Regions from separate parts of the Homo sapiens genome. Here region 2 is linked to region 1. The links are chromatin loops, found by intact Hi-C in ENCODE. Cell type or tissue: IMR-90. All regions are shown on one strand. Each heading gives the region's core, and the rest is flanking DNA. Links, peaks and the distances in the headings are about the cores only.

The links. Hi-C counts contacts between places; a loop is a spot of excess contacts. Peaks named below come from ENCODE experiments on the same cell type or tissue, not always from the same donor. Only the 100,000 strongest peaks of a DNase experiment are listed, where the experiment ranks them.
Region 2: a loop joins it to region 1, with 5 times the contacts of the local background. A loop is called at or near these places in 7 of 110 quality-filtered maps.

What each region holds. Positions count from the first base shown.
Region 1 is chr1:94,461,508-94,471,604 of GRCh38, forward strand. ABCD3 (ATP binding cassette subfamily D member 3) reads left to right here. Exons shown (of 23, transcript NM_002858.4): 3 at 3,268-3,366; 4 at 6,412-6,500. Among named protein-coding and RNA genes, the nearest start is that of ABCD3, 48 kb to the left of the region's middle. In IMR-90, for the core only: no CTCF peak of the experiment used is centred there; no DNase peak of the experiment used is centred there.
Region 2 is chr1:94,241,644-94,251,740 of GRCh38, forward strand. ARHGAP29-AS1 (ARHGAP29 antisense RNA 1) reads left to right here and starts at 6,225. Exons shown (of 4, transcript XR_002958338.2): 1 at 6,225-6,491; 2 at 7,770-7,876. It also overlaps a transcript of ARHGAP29 not described here. RefSeq lists silencers at 5,985-6,074, 6,095-6,304. In IMR-90, for the core only: no CTCF peak of the experiment used is centred there; no DNase peak of the experiment used is centred there; H3K4me3 peaks cover 1,632 bases; H3K27ac peaks cover 263 bases.

The DNA.
Region 1 (10,097 bases), core at 4,515-7,014:
TACATATTTAAAAGTTTCATAAATTCATGTGTAAAATGAATTGCATGTATCATTCTAATTTTTTCCAGCATACTAATTTTTAGGTCACTTCATGTTTAAAGCTGTAGACCTGCTCTTTCATATTCTGTTTCTGTGTATGTGAGCTGCTTTCTTTTTTACAGTTGTATAGAGTTTTCATTGAATAATTTTGCTATGATTTATGTAATATTGGTGTACATCAGGTTGTTTTTAATTTTATGGTATTATAAACGAGTACGATGTTTTTATTTGTGTGGCTAAGCATATGTGCAGGTATATTTGTAGGGTAAGTTCCTGAAAGTAAATTTACTGGGTTATTTTACATTTTACAGTCAGTGTACATTTTACATTTTGATAAATGATACATAATAGTTGTACCAGTTTTCACTTTTCCCTACAATGTATAGGAATACTTATACTCTGTCAGCACTACATGGCCTCTTATTTTACTGCTATTTCAAACATCTTTTTCAGTCAGTCTCACCTACGGTGATTGACGTATCAATAGGAACTTCTCATTGTACTTTGACCTTTGTTACCTTTTGAATTTTAGGTTTTCTTTTTTCCTTTGTTGCATTATTACTTCGACTTCTCAAATAGCTTTTAATGATTTGTTTGCTTTTTCTATAATGTTCATGTTAAACTTATATCACCACAGTGGTCTTTTTTTTATATTTAAAAAAATTATTGGGAAGTTTAGAAGTGGGAAAAGTGGTCTTTTTTTGTATTTAAAAAAATTACTGGGAAAGTTTGGAAGTGGGAAAAGTTCATTGTGAATTTAAAATGAATTCTTAGGAAAGGCTAGTAATATTATGTACTGCCTCTATAGTTACTCTTATTTAGATTGGTTTCAGGTAGAGTTTTGCTGTGATCAAGATTCCTGACATCTCTTTGAATTCAGCCCTTCTGAGCCAGCCTCCCAGTCCAGGTGATCCTTTGCAGAAAACAATGATAATTTGGAAGAATATAGTTAGTTCCTTTCATGGATTGAAACGTAATGAAAATCCATCAGGTTTCAGTCAGTTTAAGGATAGGGAAAGTGACAATAGGAACAGAAGAAAATGAGGAGGAATTTTATACAAGTTAGCAACTAATATTTTAAAGTGTTTCAACGTTACTCTCTTGTAATTCTTTTTTTCTAACTTTCCTCATTGTTTGTCTTAGATCATTTCTTTAGAGTAGCTAGAAACAGGTGGTCCTCTGTTTAACTCAGATGTCCATTTCACCTCAGGATTGTGCCACTTAAAGTTCCAGCTAGCAATAGAGAAGGGTGTTGCCTACAGGTAAGGCAAGGTGAAGTGAGGAGGGAGTGGTGATGGCGATAGGAGGAAGAACAAGTAGTTTAACTTCTTTTTTTAAAAAGGTAGTTAATATGTATCACCTTTTCTTTACTCTTTTCTTCCTATGTTTTCTGGGTTTGGGGAAAATACAAACAGATTAGGTTGAATGTGTAAGGTTTAGCTTGAGGAGAATAGGCTAGTTCAACTAACTGGACTGTGAGTGGGGCTTTTTGTCTGTTTTGTTTGCTGTTGTGTGCTTATCATTTGGAATAGGGTTTGGATCAAGTAGTTGTTTGTTGAATGAATGAATGTAAGCATGTATGAATTAAGTAGACTGAGCCTGTAACTCAGTAGGATGAGGTTTGCAACTTTGTCTGAAAGACCTGAAATGCTGAGTCTCTGTTCCAGCAGTTGCAGGGTAGGTGGATTCTTTTCCAGTTCCTCCTATTGTAGTCTTTCTAGTCTAACCCTATAAACACAGTGCCTTCAGACTTCCTTTTTTGGCCTACAGTTCTGCACTGCACTCAGTGCTTATTTCTTAGGATTATGTCTATAAAGCCTTAGCACAGTGTCTGACACATAGTTGGTAGTTATTATTATTCTAATTCAGTACCCAAACAGTTCACTTAAGGCTCATCAAGTTAGATATTTATTTAATCAAAGCACATTTACATTATAGCTAACTAATAGCGTTACTCTACTAATACAAACAGGTATTTGTTTGTCAGGAGCACAGTAGTTAGCCAGATAAGTGAGCTGTGATAATGGAGTTGGGGAAAGGGTTAGTCAGGGAATTGGGGTTTTTCTGGAGTGTCTTGCCTTTTCCAAGAAGTTTCCCCTGTCCTTCCAAACAGTCCAAGAGTAGTAAGTCTCGTCACGTGTTTCCTTATCTTTGCAAATGGTTTAGTACTTCCATTTTCATGGAGCTAGTGAAAATGAAAAAACTCTTGAGAGAGGTAAGATTATCTTCTTTTAAATCCCTCTACACTCACAGTAAGCTCTCAATCTTTACTGTGGCTTCAAGGCTCTGTCCTTTATAAGCCCTGCCTACCTTTTAAACTTCTCTCATTCTTGTTCCCTTTGCTACAGCAATACTGCCATCTTGCTGTGAAATGTGCACACCGATTTTATTTCCAACACTGTATTTTTGTGCTCGTTGTTCCTTGTGCTTCACTCCCTCCCCTCTGCTACCCACTTTAAATAATCACATGGCTTTTTTTTATTTATGTCTAAGCTTAAATGTCAAGAGACTTTTCAGACCATCCTGTGTGAACTGTTCTTTTTTTTCCCCTCATGACCCTGTCTAGTCTGTCTGTAATAATTTATTTATTGGTTTATTTTTTGTCTATGTTTCTCCCGCTAGAATGTGAGCTGCATAAGTGAAAGAACCTTGTCTGTCTTTGAATTTTATGAGGAAGAGAGAGTGAATTGACAGACTGTATATTGGAAATGTTAAATGGTAAATCTAGGAATCCAAAAGTTTCCTCTATTTAATATCAGGCAAAATTCTGTTCAGGATTTTTTTTTTTTAAATATGGTGTTAATCAGGAAGTGGCTAATACAAAACTCAGTAAACCCTTGACCTTTTTTCAGCTGTCTCTCTGACCTCGTCCTCTGTGATGGTACCTTCCTCACAGCTCCAGCCAGGTTGGCCATTTTGTTCTTCCTCAAGCACGTTGCAGGTGTTCACCTTGGTATTTTGCAGTTGCTATTTCTTCTGCTTGCAGTTTTCTTCACCCAGATAATTGTGTGGTTCCAGAACTCACTTCCTTATTCAGTTTTTAGATAACATTGTTTTCTCAAAAACATGTTTGAATATGAGGAGCAGTGTAAGTATGCAAGTCTGTGTTTTGTAAATTCAGTTTTTATCTTGATAGCTGTTTATGTTGACTTAGATGAAACATGGTTCTTTAATTTTATGATATGTTTGTTATAGCTATCTTAAAAGGGCTTCTTTTTTTTAATGCAGAAAGAGGGGAAAAAGGAGCGAGCTGTGGTGGACAAGGTGTTTTTCTCAAGGCTCATACAGATTCTGAAAATCATGGTCCCTAGAACATTTTGTAAAGAGGTAAGTCTTATGAAATTATAATCTTAAGTATATTGGGCCGTTCTTTAATAAAATACCTGAGGCTGGGTAATTTATAAAGAAAAGAGATTTAATTGGCTCCTGGATCTGCAGGCTGTACAAGCATGGCACAGCATCTCCTCCACTTCCGGGGAGGCCTCAGGAAGCTGGCAATCACAGCTGAAGGTGAAGGGGGAAGCCAGTGTCTCACATGGTGAGAGAGGGAGCAAAGGGCCAAGGAGGTGCCACATACTTTTAAACAACCAGATACATGAGAACTCACTCACTGTCTGGAGGACAGCACCATGCCATGAGGGATCTGCCTCCATGACCCAAACACCTCCCACCAGGCCCCACCTCCAACACTGGGGATTACATTTCAACATGAGATTTGGGTGGAGACAGATACCCAAATTAAATTATTAAGTGTTCAACTTTCAAGGTTATGTAAGATTAGAACAGTAAAATCATAACACTTTGGTTATACTATAGGTCAAATGTTTTCTCTGTAGGTCAAGAAGATTACTAAATTTTTGTCTTTAAATCATCACCTGTCATACAAAAAACCTTGTTCAGTGCCAGTTTTTAAATAGTTTTCTCTTGTTTCTGAAGTATTATTTCATTTTATTTTATGTGAAATGCTAGGGTACTGCCATACAGCTACCCTAAATGGTGTTGCTTTGTTATAGTTAAATACTGTTGATAAACACTAGATTAAATTTCAAAAGACAAACCCTTTTATTACATTGAGATGTTAACAAGTCACATTAGTGTGGAGTATATTTGATTAAATATTTTTAAGATATGCAAAATGATATCTGGATTCATCAGTTATTTCATTCAGGAAGTGAGCTGCTTATACGAATAGTTGTATAATTCGTTCCTTTGCTTTTTTATCAAGATTATCTTCATTATTTGATAAACATTTTTAATGATTATTAAAATAATGCCGTATTCTCCATCTTCCTCAGCATTCTCTCATTCTGTAACTAGAAGTATCATTACCTTCAGCTCTTCCTCTTCCCCTTGTCACCCTTTTTGGTCACTGGGATCTGCTAATTTTTCCTATACTTAACTGTTACAAAAGCATTGCAGTTCCCAAAGAAAACGTACATTCCTTCATCATGCTGGATTTGCTCTTTCCCTCACTTTGGCATCATCTCCTGATGATTCTGCCCTTGAGAAATTCTTTTTTTAAAAAAAGTAATGACACTTGTTTTTTCCTAATTAGACAGAGGTAATACATGTTCCTTGAAGAAAATTAGAAAATGCAGCTAGATTTATTTTTTGGCACCTATCAGCCTCTTACTCGTTTTGATATATAGTCATCCTGTGTGCAAGCATATATTTTAATTTAAAAATGGGATCACACACTTTTAAGATCTGCTCCTTCCCTTATATTATAAATGTTCTTTCTAAGTATCCTAAAGTTTCTTATAAATTATTCTCTCCCTTTACATTCCTACTGTTCTCACTATATCTTACCTGGATTATTATATCTTAATTGGTCTTTTTGCTTCTTTTCCTTTTCCAATTTGTATTCTTTCTTAAAATCCTAATCAAAACATGTAACTTCATTTTCCTTATAGGGTAAATCACAACCTGACTTTGGCCTTCCTTTTAATACCATCTGCTTAGGAGATCATTGTTTTACGATCTGGCCCTATGTCCTCAGCCTTTCATTTGTTTACAACATCATGTCTGTGACATCCTGTACGTCCCCACAACAAAAACAAATATGTTTTTAAAAATTGCTTAATGCTTATCTTTTTTGTGAATATTTCCAGTGACTCTTCAGGCATAACTAATTGTCCTGCCTTTGAAGAATCCTTATTTAAAATACAAGCTTCTCTGGAAAGATGCATATGTTACCTTCCAATCAGTTAACAGCTTAATGTTCATTTTAACTATTGCAGGGGTTCAATGAATGTAAAACAAATTTGAAACATTGGATGAGTCCCTGGGAATTAGTAAGGGAGGTAGAAGGGGCTAATTTGGCCAGCTTCCCACCCTCTGCAGGCCTTCTTCCCTTACTTTAACTTCTATGTCACTGTCTTATTGTTCCAATTTAGAAAATTTAAGATCAGCTTTAAATATGTGTACTTGGGGTTGGGGTGGCAGGATTCTCATCTCACAGAAAGATAACTGATTCCCAGCCAGTCACCCAGCATCTTGACTTTCCCTGCTTCGTAATCTGTCTTGCACAGCATTGCTTAAGTAATATTCTTTAAACATCACTTTTTAACATCACTTTTTGTTCTACTGAGAAGCTTGCGAGAATTTTATGTGTGTAAACTCAGTACAGTACCATAGTTCATATGATTTTAATCCCTTTTTTCCCCCATTAAATCCTTCATCTTTTTTACCTTTAATCCTCATTCTCTTTTTTGTTTTACTGTTTATCATATTTCTAATGCCATAACTGTCTTTTGCTACCCCAAACCTTCCCATCCCACAGCTTAGGACATGAAATGATACAAATATGTTTGCCTAAATTTGTCTGCTACTTTTTATGTGTAACTCTTCCCTTCATAACTAAATTGAAAGCCCTATGAGGGCATGGACACTATTATAAATTTTTCTAACAAATTAAACCAAATTTATTCTACCTAGGCAAAATTTTAGGCTTCAATTTTGGTTAGTTGTATAACTGTATATGTGCAGTTACTGTCATTTTTCTTTGTTAAAGTTATATGTCAAAATATAAGAAAATCAACAATACACTATGATCTAGGTAATCTAAGTTACATTCCCAGCTTCTGTCCTTGACTAGGTATATGAAGGCAAGTCCTTTGACCTGCCTAGGATTCACTTTTGAATTCTGAATGAGAAAGATTAAATGAATCTATGAGGCTTTTTTCATTTATATAATATTCTTGCGTTCCCTTTAAACTATATTTAAAATTACTTATAGAAAAAATGTCAGCCAACTATATTGAAACTTACATAAAGCTTTAGATTTGGAAACCAAAAATTGTTACCAAGGTAATATTTCTTTGAACTTTCTAAAATGCATGTATTTAATTTACTATACCTGGTTTATTTTAGACAGGTTACTTGGTACTTATTGCTGTTATGCTGGTGTCTCGAACATATTGTGATGTTTGGATGATTCAAAATGGGACACTAATTGAAAGGTACTTTTTCAATCACCTTCCTCCTATATGTATGAAATGCTAATTTGTCTCATATTTATGCATTATCTTTATAAGCAACAAATAGATTCTAAGTTAGGTAAAAGATAACCCAAGTCAAATTATGTGTTTGTTCATTTACTTAAAAAATACTTAGTGTTTCCCATGTGCCAGGCAATGTGCTATACTGTGATGGGGTCTATATGCCAGCAACTAGGAGAAACTGTACCAAGCCTTGCTGAGCTGACAGTTTATCAAGAGTTAGAGACAGGTAGACAGAAAATTAAAATGCAGCATAATAAGTGCTGTAATGGGAATTCTAAAAAACCACCAAGTTGGATTTTTGAAATTAATGAGATAATTTGGAGGAAAATTTCAAAGCATTTCAAAGAATCACGTTGAGCATGTTTATTAGAAGGGAAGACAATTCTTAGACATTTCTTTCTGCATCTGGTGATAGTGCTTTTTATATTTTTTCATTATAGTCTTTCTACATATTATTAATCACTGCAATTGCTAATTTTGAATGTAAAAACGTAAAAAATGTCAGTTGGGATATCTTGGGTTATAACAATTTACCATTTATCTGTTAATAAAGAATTTATTTTTCATAATACCAATTAGAATGTCAGAGTAAACATTTTTGCTAGGAATTTTATTTCCTGGTATGCAGTATTTTGTCAGAAAATTCCTTAAAGTATTTAATCTAAAATAACTTTTTGAATGACAGTACTTAAAATTGTTAAATGCCCCAACATTTTGGAATAAAGGTTTTTTTCTCTTAGATTATTGATCTGCTTCTTAAAGATTTGTAGGAAGAGGAAGAATGCTTTATGACCATGCTCTCTGACTCATTTCTCTAGGACAGTAAAAAATCTTGTATGTATAAGGATTAAAGCCTTGAATTACATACTTCTGAATATGGGTAAATTATGTAGGCCCTCACATTCCACCCAAGTCTCCCTGAAACCTGTGGTCAGTCCTGTGCCTTTTAATTTTAATCAAAGTAATATATGAATGTAACTTTAAAAGTAATACATGAACATAGCTTAATGTCAGATGTTCTGCAGGACTTAATGACAAAACACATGAATTCCTTGGCTCCTCTCACTCACAACTGTCATTACGTGGAGCCGGTCTTTTTTCCTATTCTTTTTACTGCTTCATCTCTTATTTTGTGTCTGTGTTTCCATATTGCATACTTGTATTACTGTTCATAGATTTCTCAGTTTCAAGAGTGTAAGTGTTCATTTCCTACTTTGGAAGGTGAGAATTAGCTCTTTTACACTCCCTCCGTGCTCATCTTCTCAATGTTTTATATGTATAATAAAAATTATATAATTTTTGGTTAAATCACAATTTATTGTTTACATGATTTTGACTATTGCTTACAGCTGAGCCACATGGCATACTTTGGTAGTTGCGTTTCCATACAACTTTTTGTTTTTCCTGGTGTTTACAAATTGGCAGTTATTTGTGCACATTAGTTTTTTTTTTTTTTTTTTAAACCTACTTCCCCCTAATTCAGTTTGAGCTTTTTGACAATACTGAGAAATCTTCTCAGTATTGTAATATGGTCAGACACCAACTAATCTATCAACTTCATCTTTCTATTTCCACCCCCGCCCTATACGTTTTGTAGTTTCCAGTGTTCTTGCCTTTTTTTTTTTTTTTTTTTTGAGATGGAGTCTTGCTCTGTTGCCCAGGCTGGAGTGCAGCGGCGCGATCTCAGCTCACTGCAACCTCTGCCTCCTGGGTTCACGCCATTCTCCTGCCTCAGCCTCCTGAATAGCTGGGACTACAGGTGGCCACCACCACACCTGGCTAATTTTTTGTATTTTTAGTAGAGACAGGGTTTCACAGTGTTAGCCTGGATGGTCTTGACCTCCTGACCTTGTGGTCCTCCCGCCTCGGCCTCCCAAAGTGCTGGGTCTTCTTGCTTTAATCAGGATTGGTTGCATTTTAGGCCCACTGAGTAGCAATCACGTTTGAATTTGCTTTTATCATTATTTTGGGAATTTCTTTCATCTTTGTATCCTGAATTAAATAACCTGTTTCTGGATTTTTTGTTTTTCTCTTCCTCAGTTTACTTTCTCGTTTTGGCAGATGCACTCTTTTTCTGAGTAAGGATGAAGGGAGATAAATTTTTGAGACCTTGCAGATCTGAAAATGTCTTTCTTCTAGTCTCATACTTGATTGATAATTTAGCTATGTTTGTGCATTCCAAGTTGGAATTCACTTTTCTTCAGAATTTTGAGAACATCACTCTGTTCTGGGTCTCAACCTTGGCTGCAGAATGATTGGAATCATCTGGAGAATTTTAAGAATTATGAATGTCTGGGCCCCACCACTAGAGATTCTGATTCAATTAATCAAACCTTTTTGAAGCATCTAGTGGATTCTGTTGTGCAGCTCCAGGGTGGGTATTGAGGCCTCTTGCCATTCCGATTGCTCAGCTATAGCTGGAGATTTGTTCCTCCCTCAATCTCCCCCTCAATCTTTTTTTAAAAAATTGTTGATGTTGTATTACTGGATGTTTGAAAATTTCACTGAACATTGGTATGAATTTTTTTTTTTTGTTCATTGTGCTGGGCACTAGGTGAACTCTTTTTCCATCTAGAAACTTATTCTTCATTTGAGAAATTTTCTTGTGTTTAAAAAGAAATTATTCCTCCATTTTTTCTGGAATTCTTATTAGCTGAGTGTTGGAGCCTCTGGACTGATGATCTGATTATCTTATAATTTCTCTTCTATTTTTGTCTCTGCCATTTTATTTTATTTTCTAGGAAATTTCTTTATTATCCAGTGAATTTTTATTTGTTATAATTTTATTTCCAAGTTATCTTCTATATGGATGTTCATTTTTATAGCAATCATTCTTTTAAGTATGCAGTATTTTTTCACCTCTGAAGCTATTTAAGTTTTTAATGTGTTTTTAGCTCCCTGCATTTTTTGTTATTCTGTTGTCATTCACATTAGAGGCCTTCCTCAAGCATTCTGTGACTCTTGGCTGTGAATTCATATTTAAAAGTAAGTGCCTTAAACACTTACTAGAAGCTGGAGTTGAGAGCTTGTTAACTGGTCTCCCTTGAAGGGTGTTTGTAGGGGGACCCTAATCATGTGCACGTGTGTGTAGTACTCAGTTTTAAAATTTAATTATGAAATTTTAAAAAATTGTTTTTCATTTTTTGTATGAGTTTCTGAACCATTTTTTAAAACCATTATTTTGGTATACTTTACACTTACAGAAAAGTTGAAAAATAGAATAAGGGGCTGGGTGTGGTGGCTCATACCTGTAATCCCAACACTTTGGGAAGTTGAGTCAAGAGGATCACTTGAGGCCAAGAGTTCAAGACCAGCCTGGGCAACACAGTGAGACTTCGTCTTTACAAAATATAAAAAAGTTAGCTGGCTGTGGTGGCACATACCTACAGTCTCAATTACACGGGAGGCTGAGCAGAAGGATCACTTAAGCTTAGGGATATCCTGTCTCACAAAAAAAAAAAAAAAAAGATTAGCATAAGGAACTTCCTTATATTCTTAACCCACATTCACCAATTGTAAAACACTCATTTTAAAGTTGTTAACTTTCTCCTAAAT
Region 2 (10,097 bases), core at 4,352-6,851, 220 kb before region 1:
ATATATATATCTTATATATATAATTATATATGATATATATAATTTATATATGTAATTATATATGATATATAATTTATATATAATATATATTTATATATATATATATAAAATCAAATGGAGGAATAAATAAAAACAGACATACTCTTCCCTGTAGTAAACAACTAGAAAAATGGACAAAATATATATTGTTTTCAGACACCGAACTACACACCGCACTGGGCTCAGGGCTGTCATCTCTGAGAGATGGGATCATAAACAAATGAGGTAAGCCCCACAATTACCCCAACTTTCTGCCTAAAGTCACATTCTTGACCATAGCACCCTTGACAACTTGAAGAGACAGAGATCATGGTTCCAGGAGATTGGAGTTGCCAGAATCTGTAGGACAGAGTACCAGAGACTAAGGATGTAGAAAAAGAAAGAGCTCCAGAAATTTGCATAGGGAATTTCTTAATTATCTTGCTGAACACCAAGATGCACATGTATACAGCAAAACACAACAAGGATTGGCAAATAATTTCCAGAAAGCTATAGATGGACGATTCCCAGGTTTCCCACAGGGCTGGAAGAACTCCACATTTTCATCAGCCAGAGTAGAGAGACCTACTGAACACCCCAGGGAGACCCCAGGGCATGCCTCATAGTACATCTAACCTAGCTTTAGTGAAAACTATACTCTAGCCACACCCCAACAAAGCTTCAAAACAGGCACATTTTATAATTTTTTTAAAAGCTGATGTTTAAAACAAAGTAGTAACAATATGTTGTGGCATTTATAACATATACAGAAGCAAAATCTATGACAATAGCGTAAAGGAGGAGGAAATGAAAGTATACAGTAAGGTTCTTACATTATAGGTAAAGTAGTGTAATACTATTTGAAGGTATACTGTAAGTTAAAAATATATACTAAAATCTCCAGAGATAAAGTTAATTAAGCCAATAGTGGGCATAAATAGAATTTCAAAAAATCAAAAAAAAAAAAAAGGCAGGACAAGAAGAAAAAGGAAACAACAAATGGAACAAATAAAAAAACAAACAGCAAAGTAACAGACTTAAACCCAATCATACCAATAATTACATTAAATATAAATAATATAAACAGCCCAATAAAAAGGCAGAGATTCTCAGAGTGAGTAAAAAAGTAAGACCCAACTATATTTTTCCTATTAAAACACAGACTTGAAATATAATGACACAGATACATGGAAAGTAAAACAACAGAAAAAGACACACCATGCAAATATTAATCATAAGAAAGCCAAAGTAGCTCTATAATATAGGTATCAAAGAATTTTACCAAGGATAAAAAGCAACATTTCATAATGATAAGTGAGTCATTTCATCATAATGACAACAATCCTGAAGGTATCTGTACCAAAAATAGAGGTCCAGAGTATGAGAAAAAAACTGAGAGAAATGTATGGAAAAAATAGACAAATCCCCAATGACAGTTAAGATTTCAGCACTCTTCTCTCAGTAATTGATAGAATAACAGAAAATCATTAAGGATCATTAAGGACATAGAATACTTGAATAGCACTATCAATCAACTTGACCTGATAGACATTTACAGAAAATTCCACCAAAAAACAGCAGAATATGCATTCATTTCAAATGTATATGGAATATTCATAAGATAGGCCATATATGGGATAAAAAGAAGTCCCAATGAACTTAAGAGGACTGAAATCACACAGTGTATGTCCTCTGATCAAAACAAAATTAAATTTGAAACTAGTAACAGAAAGATAGTCAGGAAATCCCCAAATATTTGTAAATTATAAAATATAACTTTAAAATAACCAATGGGTCAAATTTCCACAAGGGAAATTTTAATATATTTTGAACTGAATGAAAATGAAAACCCATTTCAAAATGTGGAGATTACAAAGTAAAAGTCATGGTTAGATAAAATACACAGTTTTAGATGCTTTATTGTAAAAGAGAAGGGTCTAAAGTCAATATCTAAGCTTCCACTTTAAGAAGCTAGAAAACAAAGAGCAAATTATACCCAAAGTAAGCAGAAGGAAGTAAATAATGATAAGAACAGAAATCAGTGATTTAGAAAACAGAAAACAGAAAAAAATCAATATAACCAAAAGCTGGTTCTTTGAAAAGATTAAATTGATAAATATCTAGCTAGGCTGATCGAGAAATAGAGAAAACACAAATCACTAATATGAATGGAAGAAACGACATCAGTACAGACCCTACAGACACAAGGATAAAAGGATACAAGGGAATGTTACAAAAAACTTTGCCAATAAACTTAACAACTCAGATGAAATGGAAAAATTCTTTGAAAGACACAGATTACTAACCCTGACACAAGAAACAGAAAATGTTAATAGCACTACATGTATTAAATAACTGAATTCATTATTTAAAATTTCCCACAAAGAAAACTACATCTACATGAGCTTCACTGATAAAATTCACTGAACCAGATAAAATAATCCTATACAAACTCTTGGAAAATACAGGAGACAAGAACACTTCCCAACTCATTCTATGAGGCCAGCATTACCCTGATACCAAAACCAGACAAAGACATTACCAAAAAAAAAAACCACACACAAAAAAAACAAAAACACACACAAAAAACAAATTTCTTAACACAGTATTAGCAAGTCAAATCCAACAATATATAAAAAGGATAATACATAATGCCCAAGAAGGGTCTGTCCAAGGAATGCAAGCTTAGTTTAACATTCACTAGAAAAAAACCATGTGATCATCTCAAAAGATGCAGAAAAAGCATCTGACAAAATTCCATGGCCATTCATGATTAAAACAGTCAACAACGTAGGAATAGAAGATAATTTCTTCTATCTGATAAAGGGCATCTACAAAAAAAACCGACAGGTTTTCTCCTTAAGATCAGGATTAATATTGTTACTGAGGGTCTTAGCCAGTACAGTAAGACAAGAGAAAGAAATAAAATGCATTCACATTTAAAAAGAAAGAAGTAAAATACTCAGAGATGGTGGGTTGGGGACTTAAAAAAAAATCTTAAGAAGCCTATAAGCTACTACATCTAATAAATGAATATAGCAAGGTCACAGAATACAAAGTTAATACACTATAATCAATTTTATTTCTATACACTAACAACAAACAATTGAACAAAAAAATTTAAAACTTCTGCTCTTTGAGAGACAGTGTTGAAATAAAACACAAGCCACAAATTGGGAGAAAATATCTGACAAAGAATTTGTAACCAAATATATCAGGAACTCTTACAATTCAATAAAAATAAAACAACAATCCAATAAAATAATGAGTAATGAAGTGAACATATGCTGCACAAAAGAAGATACACAACTGGGCAATAAGCACATGAAATATTGCTCAATACCATTAGTATCAGGGAAATGCAAATTTCAACTTCTATGAGATACCACTGAATAGTCAGAAGAAATTTTAATTTCAGCTAGACTGAAATACTAAGTGTTGGTGAGGATGTAGGGCAACTGTAACTGTAATACATGCTTCTACATACAAGGTATACAATCACTTTGTGAAACAGCCTGGCAGTTTCTTACACAGGAAATGTACATTTAACATACAACCCAGTAATTCTCCTTTTGTATGCATCCAAAAGAAATGAAAACATATATTCACCCCTAAACTTGTATACAAATGCATAGCAATTTTTTTCATGATAGTCAAAAACAAAACAACCCAAACTCCATCAACAGATAAACAAACTGTGGTACAGCCTTACGATGGAATACTATTTAACATTACATATCCATGACATAGGAAAAAATCATAGATGAATCTCAAAAGCATTAAGCTAAATGAAAGAAGCCAGGCACACACACACTGTATATCTTTGGTATGATTCCATTTACATAAAATTCTAGAGAATATGAACCTAATCTTAAATGACAAAAGAATTTCGTTGCCTAGGAATGCAGTGGTGGTGTAGGTGTGGGGGAAATTGCGAGAAGCCTTTCATTTCCTCCACTAAAAATAAAGCATCCCTTTACTTTCCCATAGGATATTCAACATACTTGGGAAACTCACGATATTATACCTTGGGCCCCATCAATATTGTCTATTGCTACCGAAGATGCAAAGGTTCTACAGGACTGTCTACCACAAAATGGGATCAGACTAAATTTTCTTAGTGAATGCTGAATGAATAAGTGACACGAGAATGAAAATTCTTTAGGGTGACTTCTGGGCATGAACTTTGTTCAATGTGGTTATACTAACCCCCGGGACCAAGAGCAGTGGCTATAAAAGCCCATGTTCCTAGGTCAAGAGCCTTTACATGTGAGGAAGTGAAGGTGCTTACAACTGAGGTAGATACACTATTTTAAGGAGGTAAGGGGAGCAGTAATGACCAACCACTATACATTCTTGGGCAGCGCTTTTCTACATCTCAGCCAAAGTTCTATTTCCTGCCAAATTGGGGACTAAAACATTTTCTACTCAGGTCTATTCTATTTTCTTCAAGTTCACTCTTAAACTCTTCTCAGAATCATCAGACAAGAACTGTATACATACTGTAAAGCTCATGAAGCTTAAGCATCAGGGTTGCTTACTTACACAGTTCCTGTAACAAGGAGGCATTTTGAAATAAGCATTTCTGGCAAACTGCGTAAAGAAATCACTACAGAAAGGGACCTAATCTCCAAGACTCCCATAATTTTGTTGTGATTCACTCATTCTGAATATTCACTTTCATATCTAATTTTGAAGTATTTTTCTTGAAAGGGGAATCTCCTCTCCCAAACTGAATGAGGAGGAAGCGAAGCTAATTCCCAAAGATTAATAAAGAAAAAGGTAAATGTAGAACAAAAAGGTACTTAGAACTTTCATAAAACATCTCCTAACATTCCCCTTCCCCCCGCCAACCCCTCCATCCCCCGCCCAAAAAAGATCCATCTTTAGAAAACAGAGGATGTCAAAGATCCAAAAAAAACAATGTGGAACGCCACCCTTGGTTTTTAAAGAGGGGTGGTGGTGGTGAAAAGGTGAGATAAACTAGGACAAATCAGAGGGGCTGAAAGACAAGGGAGGAACGTCCTTGGCTGCTCTGTTTAAACCAAGGCAAGATCCTCCCTGGGAACACCGGGTTTCTATCACAGACCGGGTCCTGGGACACCTAGTGAAACAAACGCACAGGGGTCCGCTCTCTAGGTGGTAGGTGCAATCTCCCAGCTTGTCCCTTCCTATTTTGCAGAGCACACGACTTGCCCTAGAGCCATGGCTGGGAAAAGGTGGAAGGGCGAGACCAGGCAGTAATGAGTGGGGAGAGAGAAGGGGAGGAGTAGGGTGGGAGGGAACGACAGAGACGCTCCAGAAGGGGCACACGGTGAGAATGCGCAAGACGGTGTTTTACAACCTTAGATCTCCCTCCCCCAAAGTAATAAATAGCCAGGGTCTAGGTGAGGTGAAGTGCAATAAGAAAAAGTAAATATGGAACATGAGATGTCTGTTTTACTCAGCCTTTGCATGTGTCAGACTGAAATTTCAGAAAACGTCACCAAACTTCCAAAAAGCATCCCCAGTAAGAAAGACGGACTTGAGACCCGGTGAAGAAAACCAATGGGGTAAGGGTAAAGGAGCCCCTGAATTCCGCAGTGAGGCGATGAGGGCTGGTGGCTAGCAAAGGGAGCGGGGCTGAGACACGCTCGGGGAGTCCTGTAAGGGGAGGAAAGTCCACCCGGCCAGCTTCTCCCCTGCTGCCCGCCGGCGTCACACAACTCAGAGCGCGCACCCGGGGTCCGCGGCGTACCGGCAGCGCCCGCCCGCGTCCTCTCGCTCGTCCGCGCCTGCCTCGCCGGGCGCGCCCCTAGCCCCTGCCGGACCCTGGACGGCAACTAGCCGGCGCCCGCGCGGGCGACCCCAGCCCGGAGCCACCACCGCCGCGGCCGAAGCGAGCGCCACCTCCTCACACTCACCACGGCGCTCCATCCCGCGTCCCGGACGCGGACGGCCGCCCCACACCTACGGCCGCCGCCACCGCCGAGGGCTGGAGCTCGCCGCCCCCATCCCCCACGGCCCGCAGACGCCCGGCCAAGTGGCAGCCGCAGCCACAGACACCACCACCACCACCACCACAGCGGCCGCCGCCTTTGCAGCTACCGCCACGGCTGCGCCGGCCGCCTGCCCCGCCCCTTGGAGCCCAGCCCATTGGCCTGGCCCGCGCTCCCGGGGGGCGGGGTCGGCGACCGCGGCAGGTTGGGGCGGCTGCTCGCTCGCGCGCAGAACGCGGCGGTCAGCTGCGCCCGGCCTGAAGTTGTCCCAACCGCGGCCGCGTCGGTCGCCCTTTTGACTTGCAGCAGGGCGGGCAGAGCGACTTAGAGGAAAAGTGACTTTTTGTACCCTCCTGCAGGGAGCAGGTTCTCTGTCCTTGTTTAATTAGACATTTCTCAGGTGGGCACTTTGAATTCCTTCCAGTCAAGACTCAGGTGTTCAACTTGTTTTGTCGGCCGTCTTCCTCCACCCTTCTTCTCCCATTCAAAACAAAAGTACGTTTTGTGCTTAACTTTAAAACTCCCCCCACTCTTTTCTGTCTTCAACTGATTGTCACTTTCAGCAAACCAAATAAATTACTCAAAACATCAGCTATTATACAGTCCCCGACACATGGCAGGTGCTCAGTAGATGCTAGTTGATCGCATGTCCCCTAACCACGCTACCTGCTTCTTACCATTAAGTGCTCCTTCAGTCATGGGACTGATCAACACGGTGGAGGAAGCCGCAACCAAAATAAAACATTTATCTAGATGTTGGATCACACATCATATCATGTATGGAGGAAAACAAAACACTGCATTTATATATAATATATATTAGTAACACTTACCAACTCTACTAAGAATACCTTTCCTGTCACCTGTGCTGACACATAAGCACTCCATGAATATTAGCTGATTAATGGGTAAAATTATGGAAAGGGAATTTGGAAAAATCACTTAATGGCATCTTCCCTTTAAATATTTTTCAAAAAGATTAAATATCTGTCATATTCTTCACCCTTCTTCGTTAGGAGAAATATATTTGAAAACATTGTCAAAGGAAGATGTTTTTGTTTTGTTTTGTTTTGTTTTAGAGAGAGACAGGGCCTTGCTCTGTGCTCAGGCTGGAGTGCAGTGGCACAGTCATAGCTCACTGAAGCCTTGAACTCCTGGACTAAAGGAATACTCCCATCTCAGCCTCCTGAGTAGCTGGGACTACAGGCTTGTGTCACCACACCCAGCTAGCTCTGTTGTTTATTTTTATGTTTTGTGGAGATGGAGTCTTCGCCATGTTGCCCAGGCTGGTCTCAAACTCCTGGCCTCAAGGGATCCTCCTGCCTCATCCTCCCAAAGTGCTGGGATTAGAGGCATGAGCTACCACACCTGGGTCATTTTTATAAGTAAATATGATTATTAACTGAGAAAGGGTGAATGTCAAACATCTGCTATGTGGGATAAATGGCTGTGTTTGGCAAAGAAACTAAAAAATAAGGGGCAATATCTCCACCAAATCCTCTAACACTGACTCAGCATGTGCCCTGAATCATCTTATAAGCCAACTAGGTTTTTTACCTATAAATGTTTCTTCACTAAAGTGGCTCATGATCATGGTTTTGGAGGACGAGGACTAACAGACACACAAACAAGAAATCAAAGGCATAACTGGATAGTGCATTAATAATGAAGCATGTATGACAGATGATGTGGTATTGTTATTTTATAATTACAGTATATATTAACACATATCCACTCTGCTTATTGAAATATTTTTCATTCCTTCCATGATAGAGAATCCTGCCTCTGCTCTGAAGCCTTTCTGTTCGCTCCAGTGAAAATTAGTCATCCACCGGGCGCGGTGGCTCACGCCTGCAATCCCAGCACTTTGGGAGGCCGAGGTGGGTGGATCACTTGAGGTCGGGAGTTCAAGACCAGCCTAACCAGCATGGAGAAACCCCATCTCTAGTAAAAATACAAAAAATTAGCCAGGTGTGGTGGCGCATGCCTGTAGTCCCAGCTCTTGGGAGGCGGAGGCAAGAGAATCGCTTGAACCCAGGAGGCAGAGGTTGTGGTGAGCTGAGATTGTGCCATTGCACTCTAGCCTGGTCAACAAGAGTGAAACTCCATCTCAAAAAAAAAAAAAGAAAGAAAATTAGTCATCCTATTTGACATCATATTGTACATAGGATACTATTCTTGTGGCACTTATGGTTTTGGTGCCATGGTTTTTGGCAGTGTTTATGCTAATTAGATTGAAAGTTCCACAGTACTACATTAGTTAGGTCTGTATCTAATACAGAATGGGCCCCCACTAAGAATTTTCTGGAGGGATGTTGAGGGCATGAATGGTAGGCCCAGCAGTAAAAATTCTTCCAGTGTGATTTTTTTTTTAAATCACAAACTGCACTCAACTTGGTTGTATCTAGTAGAACCAAATATGATGGTCACAAAAACCTCATGTCTAAAGCAAAGCCTATCCCAGATATCCTGTTCCCTGAGGTGAAGGGACTGATCACAAGTGTGCATGTTCCATGTGGGTGGTGGAGGTGGGAGCCCAGCCCCACAGGGGAGCAGAGTGGACAGGTGCTCTTCCCCTCTGCCACACTTCAACAGCAGTCTGTTTAGGAGGGACCCACATTGTCCATCATGTCTGTTGTATTTTTATTGATTCCACAAATATTCACTGAATACCTCTAATGTGCCAGACATTGTTCTGAGCACAGGGGATATATCAGGGAATTTTAAATCCACCCTTAGATTCTCCTCAACCATGATGAATAATGCCTGGGAGAGGGGAAGAAGTAATGGAAGCCTGCACGGGTGGCCCCAAGGCAGGCAGTCCTTGGACTCCCTGGACTGCGGCTGTCCTTGACCTCACTGCTGGGGCATGTAAAAGGAACGACTCAGAGTCTAACAGGCCACAGTGAGTACAAAGCCTCCAGATTCCAAGGTGGACAAAACTCACCAAGCAGGTTATTAATCTTGATTCCATGATGGGTGTAATTGAGAAACAAGGAATCAATTCAGACCTCATGCTGGAAATGAATGTGAAAGACATTACCAACATCCAAGAATTCTGTGCTGTCATAAGGACAGGAAACTAAGATTGACAAAAATAAAGAAATATTTGAGTATATAGATGAAGATATCATACTCATGTTACGTCCAAATTAAGTTACTACATTTCGAACTCCAATTTTTAATGTGTTTTAAACTTTCTTATAAGATTTTGATGATATAAACCTCTGTGCTTGAGCCATCACATACCATAACCCTACCTGATGTCTTAGTAATATGTATAAGGTAACTCCCCTAATAATTAATGATCAGTGCCAAAAATAATATTAGCCTTAAAAATGCAATTATTGATACTACTGTGAATAAAAAGATTATGGTGGTAGTAATAATAACTAGCCATTTATACTTTACTCCGTGCTAGTAAACTATAAATGTCTAGTTATTGTGCTAGTGATACACTTTTAATTATACTTTACATTTCATAAATTATTCAGTCCTCACAATAACCTATGAAGTGCTATTATCATACCCATTTTTTTTTTTTTTTTTGAGAGGAAGTCTTGCTCTGTCACCCAGGCTGGAGTGCAGTGGCGCAATCTTGGCTTACTGCAAGCTCCACCTCCCGGGTTCACGCCATTCTCCTGCCTCAGCCTCCCAGTAGCTGGGACTATAGGTGCCCACCACCACGCCCGGCTAATTTATTGTATTTTTAATAGAGGCGGGGTTTCACCGTGTTAGCTAGGATGGTCTCGGCCCCCCAAAGTGCTGGGATTACAGGCGTGAGCCACCGTGCCTGGCCTATCATACCCATTTTATAAATGAAAAGCTGAGACACAGAAGAAGTTCAATGAAGAATTTCTGCTGGACTTCATGGAAATTGACATTAACATGAAGTTAAGTTTGACCATACTTCTCTTAGAAAAAGATATTAGGAAATGACTCCTCTTATTCTACCTCTGCGTCTCTGTCCTTCTTGCTCTTCCCCAGGTACCCCAAAGTCCCTTTTGCCTCAGGACTTTTGCCTTTGCTGTTTCCTCTGCCTGGAATTGGCTTTTCCCATACATCTACGTGACTTGTTCCTTGCTCCCTTTTCCTTGCTGC